2 separate regions of the Mus musculus genome follow, and region 2 is linked to region 1. Evidence: chromatin contacts called from ENCODE POLR2A ChIA-PET data. All regions are on one chromosome and are shown on one strand. The core of a region is the stretch at or near the end of the contact, and the rest is flanking DNA. Distances in the headings are between cores, read along the strand shown.

Evidence for each region. ChIA-PET counts read pairs that join two places held with the same protein, here RNA polymerase II (POLR2A).
Region 2: POLR2A ChIA-PET joins it to region 1 with 10 read pairs in Patski. The contact joins the promoter of Tmsb4x here to the promoter of Ofd1 in region 1. POLR2A ChIA-PET finds 5 or more read pairs at or near these places in 2 of 5 experiments (Patski and embryonic stem cell).

Annotation. Positions count from the first base shown.
Region 1 is chrX:166,438,319-166,442,681 of GRCm38, forward strand. Ofd1 (OFD1, centriole and centriolar satellite protein) reads right to left here and starts at 2,386. Exons shown (of 23, transcript NM_177429.3): 1 at 1,962-2,386; 2 at 1,711-1,809. The coding sequence starts at 1,976. It overlaps Trappc2 (trafficking protein particle complex 2), which reads left to right and starts at 2,437. Exons shown (of 5, transcript NM_025432.4): 1 at 2,437-2,521.
Region 2 is chrX:167,206,736-167,211,098 of GRCm38, forward strand. Tmsb4x (thymosin, beta 4, X chromosome) reads right to left here and starts at 2,483. Exons shown (of 3, transcript NM_021278.2): 1 at 2,371-2,483; 2 at 1,202-1,316; 3 at 359-800. The coding sequence starts at 1,301. The coding sequence ends at 766.

The DNA of each region.
Region 1 (4,363 bases), core at 1,136-3,635:
GTGAAACTCAAAGCATGAGACAAAAATTTGCCAATCTTAACACACATCTCAGAAATGGTCTTAACTAGAGCAAAAAGAAAGAAACAGATGATTTGACAAGTTTCATTTTATCACTGAGTTGGATGTAGAAGATGCCTGTAATGCTAATCCTAGGAAGGTAGAGTCAGGACATCACCTAAGCTTGAGGCAGTAGAGTGAGACACTGTTTCAAAACCACAAAAGTTATGACAAGACCCACAAAGGGAACAAAAGTACCTAGACATAAATGACTTTGTAATTGACTATAAGTACAAATTCATTTCAAATAAAAGGAGAGTATAAATTAAGCACTAAATTCCATAAAATTTACATTATTAACTCACCTCTATCAGTCATTGAACTAAGAAAGTAAAAATTATCTAAATTTGAGAAAATGAAAACATGCCCTGCTTTTCCTCCAATTGGGCTAATGGACTGAATAAGCAGTCATGCTGAAACTGGGAACAAGACTTGCACAAAGGGCTTACAGATAATGATATCCATTGCTTAAGACCAAATCAAACTGAGACGTGAAGGATGAAACAAATATTCCCAAACTGCCTGTGAAATACACACCAACAATCCTTCCCTAGCCATATGGACACATTGCTAGAAACGCTCTTACCCCAAGACATAATGGCCCTGGCCTAACACCCCAGTACTCAGGAAGGAAGCAGAACCCTGCAAACTGGCCCAAGCATGCTCAGGCCTTTTTCCTCAGACAGGGGAGTTCTCTATACTAGGCAGAAAATGACAGGTACAACAAATAGATGAGGTGGAGACCTAGGTAGAAGCCTCAGTCAATAGGAGGCAGCGACCTCCATGACCTCTGACTGACCAGGAGGAATCTGCTGCCACTGAAAATAAGGATTTCAGGCAACCTGAGGAAACAGGAAAAGGATCCTCATATAATCTAAATTTTAAAATGATATACACGCCTAACAGCAGTTTGTAGTTATAATATATGATTTTTCTCTCTTCTGCCTTTCTGTATTTTCCGGACAAGTCTTAAATATTTGTATGTAGTAAAACAAGAGTGGGAAAAATTGGGCTCACCTTTCCTTAATTTCCAATTCTATATGTAAAATATAGTCTAAAAGGTATATTGTAAGGAAACACATTGAACTAACTCCATCCCTTGCTGCTACCCAAACTTAAGATGTTCTAATAAACAGTTGCTATTCATTTAAAATATCCACACTCTAAAATATCTTATGTGTACTTACTATTACTGACACAGGGTATCACTATGAAGTCTTGGCTGACCTGGAACTGGCTATTTGGCCCAGCTACCCTCACAAGAGATGTGCCTTCCTCTGCTTCCGAAGAACTGGGATAAAGGCGTGTGACAAGACACCTGGTACCATTCCACTATAGATTTTTTTCTAGGGAGTATCATGAAACAGACTGGGCTTCATTTTGTTGTTCTCAGACATGTAGACCACAGTACTCTGCTCACATTACCCTCTGCAGTCCGTTCCTCGCAAGTCCCCCTCCTGCTCACTACATAGACGTAGCATGATCAAAGCGAGACTGGGAACAAGATTTGTAACAGCAGCTTAGTTTTATGGCAATGTGTTCATTATACAGGTTATGTGCTACCTTAATGAATGAATTTAAATGTGGAGCCACCTGCGGTTAAAGGTTACACTTGTGGAAGTATAACGACACGATTGTGCCTAAATCTGATACCTGAAGTGTGTCCAGTACACCCCGATCCTTAAACGTCTGGTATAGCTTTTTGCGCAGTTCATCTTGACTCAACACATCAGACTTGTGGGGCATGTTGGACTGAAAAGAGAAAATGATGGGTTACCTAGTGTCAACGTGGACCTGAATTTCAGAAATCAGTGACCTCACCGGAAGCCCTAAGATGCTTAACGGACATCAAAACAAAGAGATGTCCAATCGGAAAAACCCTGGAAAGTGGCAGGTGGAACTACCTGAGCCATCCTCATCTGCTTTCCTCCCGAGCTCGCCCCTCCACGGTCGGACTCCTCGGCCCGGGCCGGGGCGCAGGAGGAGAGGGAGCCCTTGACCTCGGAATCCAGCTTGTCTCTGGGGACCTAGGGGAGCAAGAGAGCTAAACATTCAGCCCCTAACTCGTCAAGCAGCCGCGCTTCCTCCCACGGTATGGGAAGGGTGGGCGGGTCCGCGAGCCAGGAGGGACTCTGGACGGAATAAAGACGGAAACGACAAGCGAGGGCCCCGAAGCGGCCGCTCAGTCGGCAGTTTTCCCTGCTCCGTAGCTCATCCCTACACTGCCCGCCGCCCGCCGCCTGCTCCGCCCGCTCCGGCCGCTCGGCCCGCTCGGCCGGCTCAGCCTAACCGCCCAGGCTTTGGCCCTCCGTGACGCCTGCGCGCTCTTAGGCGAGCAGTCCCGGCCACGTCTCGCGAGAGCATAGCCTCAGATCTCGCGAGAGTGATTTTGGGACTCCCAGGCTGAGGCTCCCGAGCGCAGATTAAAGAGGCGGCCGGTTCTCATCTCGGCTCCTCCCTACAGGTGAGCTCTGGAGGGAAGCAGGCGGCGGGCGTTCCGGGTCCGCGGGGGCATCCAGGCCTCCCGTGATGCGAACAGTGGTCTTCTACCTCTACCCAGCCCTGACTCGGGACAGCACGCCCAGCCCCCCGGCGCCGAGTAATCCCCGTTCTCCTAGTTGGTATAGCCTCCGTGTCCCCTTGGAGGGGACCTCCGCGCACTGGGACGGAGGCTTGGCGTTCTCCAGGTCGCTAACGCAGTGCATCTTCATTGCAATGCCATTGCCCTTTGCAGCCGGTTTACTGTAGAAAGCGGTCTCGGGCATCGTAGGTTGACCGCATCCTTGGTCAGTTTCCATTAAATGCCAGTGGTACCCTACCTCGCCCTCCAGACTTTGACAGATGCTCTCAAAGAGGGCAAAAGCGCATCTCCTTGAGAAGCACGGAGCTTCATTTTATAGAAAAGCCCCACTAGTTTTGCTGATCTGTGGGGCAAGTTGAATTTACAGCTGTCAGGAGCAAGTTTCTGAAAGGTTCCTCCATAGAGAGATTTGCTATAAATATGGACGGCTTTGAACTGGGGTGCATGCGTTTTATCTTGTGTTTGCCTGTTAACTAAAATGTTTAACTTGTAAGGATTTCTAAATTCATCCTGCTCTTGCACTAGTAGTCTTCCACCATTGCACCATATGAATTTTTAGCTTCCTGGTAACTTCAGATGTCAGCCCTGGGCTTGGCCTTTACAGCAGTTTAGAATAAGCCTGTCAAGTCTAGAGTTAAAAAAAAATACTTGATCTTGTGTATGTACTGCACTCCCTCAAACCCATACCAGACATGAATAATTGATCATAGCCATTCGACCACACTGTTTCTCAGCACCAACTCCTGACAGCCATACCAGACATGAATAATTAATTGATCACAGCCTTTCACTGCTGACCACACAGTTTCTCAGCACCAGCTCCTGGCAGCCATACCAGCAAAGCAGATTTTGCTCATAAGGAACCACGAGCTATCCCTAGTCAAATCCCTTTCCTACTAGACATTATATTTCAAGAATATACTAAACACCCACCACAGAACACTTCATCCTCACTTAGCTTAAAACACCCTCGACTGGCTCCTTCAGTTGCTCTTATTTTGTTTTGTTTTCAGACCATTCATTGTCTAAGTCCCCACCCACCCCCCTGCTCCCAACATATTGTTTAAAGGTATCCATCATTTGAAATTATGATTTCCAGAACTAAGTATTTTCACAGGAGATGTAATGAGGATGACAGCAGCACTTTCCACACCTTGTTTGGGCACTGTCTTCACTCAGTTTTTGGTTGTTTTGTACTTTTAGATTTATTTTAGAGGTGTGTGTGTGTGTGTGTGTGTGTGTGTGTGTAATGAGTACAGGTACCCACAGAGTCCAGAAGAAGGCATTAGATCCCATAGAGCTGGAGTTACAAGCAATTGTGAGCTGCCTGATGTAGGAGCTGGGATTGAACTTGTGTCCTCTGCAAGAGCAGTATGTTCTCTTAACTGCTGCACAATCTTTTTGCCCCAGCGGTCTTAATCTTTATTCAGCCTAGAATTCTTTAGCTTTTCTTTCTTGACATGTCAGGCTGCTGCTGCCTCACTGAGCAATAAATCCAAACTTTTCGATTCTCATTTCTTTTTCTCTAGGGTTCTCTCCTTTTGTTGTACAGTTGGTTTGTTGTTACTGGTTTTAGTTTTTTGAGGCAGAGTCTCATACTGTGGCCTAGCTGGACCAACTCATAATTGTTCTCTTGTTTTAGCCTCCCTAGTGCTGGGTTTAAAGATGTGAACCACTGTAGCTGGCTTCTGCTGATTTTAAAACTCAAGTACAAGACTATATATA
Region 2 (4,363 bases), core at 1,233-3,732, 770 kb after region 1:
GATATGTAATAAATTCAATGTTGGCTTTCCAAAACTCCTGAAAGGCTCTAACTACACGTGAGTTCCTCCCCCCTACCCCTTCATTCCACAGCCCCCTTCTTCCAACCATGGTGGCTATACCAATTTCAAATATTTTCATTAACTCTTCCATGTAACCCATGAGGAACTCTTATGATGACCTCCCAATCATTTGCTATAGACAGGGTATTTCACAGACCTGGACTAAGCCAGAGCTGTTAGGCCAAGGCAGTTTACGTTTGTCTCTTCTATGTCCCAGTGACCAAGAGGCAAGGCAGTTTTGCAAGGGTTTTATCACTCATTTAACTACTCCTTCCAGTCACCAAGCAGACACACCAATCAGGTTTTAAAACTTTATTTGCATATTAAAAAAATTGTGCATTCCAATAATTAAAATTGTTTGAACAAAAAAAAATGGCACTCTGATTAAACTGCATTTTACATCCTGCAGGACATCTTTGACCATCTTGAATTTTCCTCTCTATTTCATCATCTCCCACCCAGCTTTTTCCTTCACCAACATGCAAGTTCTTTTCCCTCTCTGCTAGCCAGACCATCAGATGGGTGGGAGAGGCAGGGGAGGCCTTCCTGCTCAGTAGTTCTGATTCTTTGATGTGAAAGGGGCAGCACAGTCATTTAAACTTGATCCAACCTCTTTGCATCTTACAAAGTTAAACAGCTAAAAGAAGTAAAATAAGAAGGCAATGCTCGTGGAATGTACAGTGCATATTGGCGGCGCTCGCCTCATTACGATTCGCCAGCTTGCTTCTCTTGTTCAATTGCTGTGAAGAAAAGAAAAAAAAAAGGAGACTTAGAGCATTCTATAAAATGACATGATTTCCATTTAAAAACCCTATAAAAATTCTAGAAAGACACATAGCAGCCTCGCTAAGCAAGACATGCTAAACAGAAGTACAGTTACCCAATAAATGTATATGCACAATATGGAATATGAAATATTCCATTATTAAATCACTAGAGCCCGGCGCTTGTTGACTGCAAAACAGTTTTTAATTAACCTTTGCAGGCCATATTCATCATCATCAAACTGTCGACTCCTCCCCCGCAGCCCCCCCCCCCATCCTCCCTGCTGCCCCTCCCTTCCTCCTCCCGGCCGCTGCTCCCCGCTCTGCTCTGCTCCCGCCCAGCCCGTTCTGAAAATGGGTGGGGGCGAACAGCTTACTTTCTTTTGAAGGCAGAGGATTTTTCTCTTGCGTTTCTGTTTTCTTCAACTTCGACTTATCGAATTTCTCGATCTCAGCCATATCGGGTTTGTCAGACATGGTTGCTGGAAGGAGCTGCAGGTACAAAAGCCAAGACCAGAGCTAAGAAAGAGCCACCCACCCTCGCCTCTCCCAGTTCCAAAAGCACACCCCCACCCCGCCGGAAAGCCCAAAGCCTGAAATCCTACTGCCTCTCCCTCTGTGTGCTTTCCTTGTCGAGTCCTCTCTAAAGATCTTCCTCTTTCTATAGGAAAAAAATCTTCCCCCTTAATATTCCCAAAGGGAAGATTCAAAGAACGAAGGTGGAAATAGTCAAAGGTGAGTATTCCCGTATAATAAAATTCACCATTGCGGAATGTTAACATTGCAGCTTTGAAAAAATTAAAGTCTGGATAGATCGAAGCCATTTCCAGTTTAAGTGGGGGAAAGTCTAGTAAAATCTCTTAAAAAGGAGCCAAGGTCGCAATACGCATCTCCGTTTTCTAGAAGGGCTTGCTCTCCAAAAGATGCCAGGCGGTCCAGCTTTCTCCTCCTCACAAAGGCGGGGGAGCTGACGCCGCCAGCTGCCGACCACCGCCCTACTCGCTTCCTCTCCTCTCTCTAGTCCAACAATGCTGCCTTGGCACACAAAACTGCCTCCCCACTTCTCGCAAAAGCATCTTGATCTGCATACAGGGGCCTTTTGACGGCCTTTGCATACATTCGTCTGCAAGGGCTTCCGAATTTTCACGCTAAAGGCCGGGAAGGTTAAACCCGCCACAGATAACAGCCCTCGAAGCCATTAGGCGATTAAGGGGAGCACAGAGCGTTTGAACAAAGGATCTTTCTAATTCTGATTAATTACAGCTAGCTAGGCAAGGGAAAATATTTCGGAGAGAGGGTCGAGGAGAAAAAAAAAACAATTCCCCTCTAAGCTGCGCAACAGAATGCCCAATTTTATGGGGTTTTCTCTTTCTTAATCAAGTTCCCCTTCCCGTTACTCGGCATCTGGAAGAGTTTAGCATCCCCCCCCCCCAATTCCCCGAAACTACCATGCCTTGGACTTGGCTTTAAGGACGAGGAGGATGAGGGGCAAGTGCCTGCGCTGGACAGGCAGGGAAGGACAGAAGGAAGGGGCCCTGGGGCTCACCCGAGCGAGCTGCGCGAACGAGGAGAGTCTGATCTGCTCAGAAGCCGCTGCGGATTGTCGGGAGGGGCGCGGCGAACGCCGCTTTATGTGTGCTTCTATGCAAATGAGGTGATGTCACTCGTAGTCCGGCTTAACTCCTTCGCGCCGCATCTCCGGAAGGGCGTTCGGAGGCTGTCAGACCCCCTCCCAACCCCCACATCCCCATTCACCAGCGCCTTTGAACCACATCGATGGCGGAACTAGAAAAGGAACAAACGCCTTCAAAATGCTTTCCCCCCCATTTGACGTCTATTTTATTATCATGAACTTTTGCAGCAGCCGCCCAAACCTGTTCTTAAGGTTCAATGCGTGATAACTAATGGCCTGAGTGGCACCTAAGGGGACAGGCTTTTCTTTACTTTGAAACCGGCTTTGTCTGCAGCCAACGCCCCCAAGATAGGGTGAGGTGTCCCTCATACAAGAGCTGCTGGGGTCTGATTCCAATGACTCAGCTTTCAGACCAGTGGACAGCCCCACCCGGCCCTCTTTGTCTCCCTCGCTTGTCTCCCCCTTGATTTGAGAGGGCGATAAAGGATCCTTGAGTGGATTTTTAAAAGAAAAGTTTTAGCGCCGCAGCATTTGTATTGTTTGCTATAATTTCCGTGAGCAATCGAGTCAAGTGCCTAACATTTGCTAGGTGTAAGGGGGCTTCAGAGAGAACACAGCCGGCCCCTTCAAAATTAAGTCAAAGTCAACTTCTGTTACTGACTGACAATAAGGAAGTTCATTTTCCTTTTCTTATTTTCATCAATTAAAAGTGATTGCTAATGGGAGCCAAGGATTCCCAAAGACCACAAGTCCATCAGCTCTATTATCTGAGGATTGAAGCTGAAGCGCGAACTAGCTTTTGAAGGGAAGGTTTTCCCTGCAACACATGTGGACGATTCAGGTAGAGATGTGCCGGTTTCAAAATGGCACCTGAGTCCGTAAGTCGCAGGGACCCACTTGCTACTAAAAAGTAATTACAGATACCAAGCTTGTGCCTGCAAGTGGCAGGTGGTTGGAGGTAGCTCCGTAGGATATTTTTAAAAGGGCATCGCTGGGATTATATCTGAGACACAGAGAACTATAAAACATTCCTTCTCCTTTTCTGTGCCCTGGAGGGATGTTTCCAGAAAGCCTTTGCTAAGCATTTTTATGGCAGAGGCTTTGCCTCTCTGGTAATGTCAAGTGTTATTAGGGACCCTAAACTGCCGCTGCTGGAGCAGCTTGGACTTCCCCATTTCTTCATCTACTTCCCTTTTACTTGGGAGGAAGGAGATGGGGGTAGGGAGGAGCAGGTGACCCATGTGGTTCCCCAGTTAATGCTCTACTTGGGAGACTGCCTTTCTGCCCTTTGGATGGGGCCCTAGACCTGTTTGAGCGCGCATTAGATGTCACTTCTCTGGTAACACATCCTCTCTCTCCCCATGTCCACTTGGAGGGAGTTCACTGCATTGTTGAAACACAGAACACATCTTGCAGGGTGCATTTCTGACTTCTGCTTGGCAGCTGCAGTTACACTGACACCATTTCGGTGGGTCATTGGATTCCAGTGTCCCTTCCTTCACTCAGCTGTCACCGTGTACGTGTCTTCCTATGACAAAGGAATGCTATCGCCTTGACCCTGGTTGCCTGTTTGCCTTAGGAAAGATTAGCCCTTACAGAAGTTATGCGGCCAGAGGAGACTGAAGAGTGGAATCTGTAAACATCTAGAATTTTCTACTTTCGTAACAGCGTAGCAGGCAGATTATTTTAGCTGCTGACTGAAAAAGAGCAGGCAGCCTGTAAGAGAGGAAGCAACTTGCCCTGGGAACTGAGTCCTCTGTAAACGGGCTTCCCTTGCCCACTGGGCAGAAAAATAGAAAAGAAAGGGTGATCCGGATAAAATGAAATGCAAATAAGAGGGTTTGTCTTAAAAGTGTCCGGGTCCTCCTGTCGATCATTCTTCTCTTAACTCTTCTCTGTAAAGTGG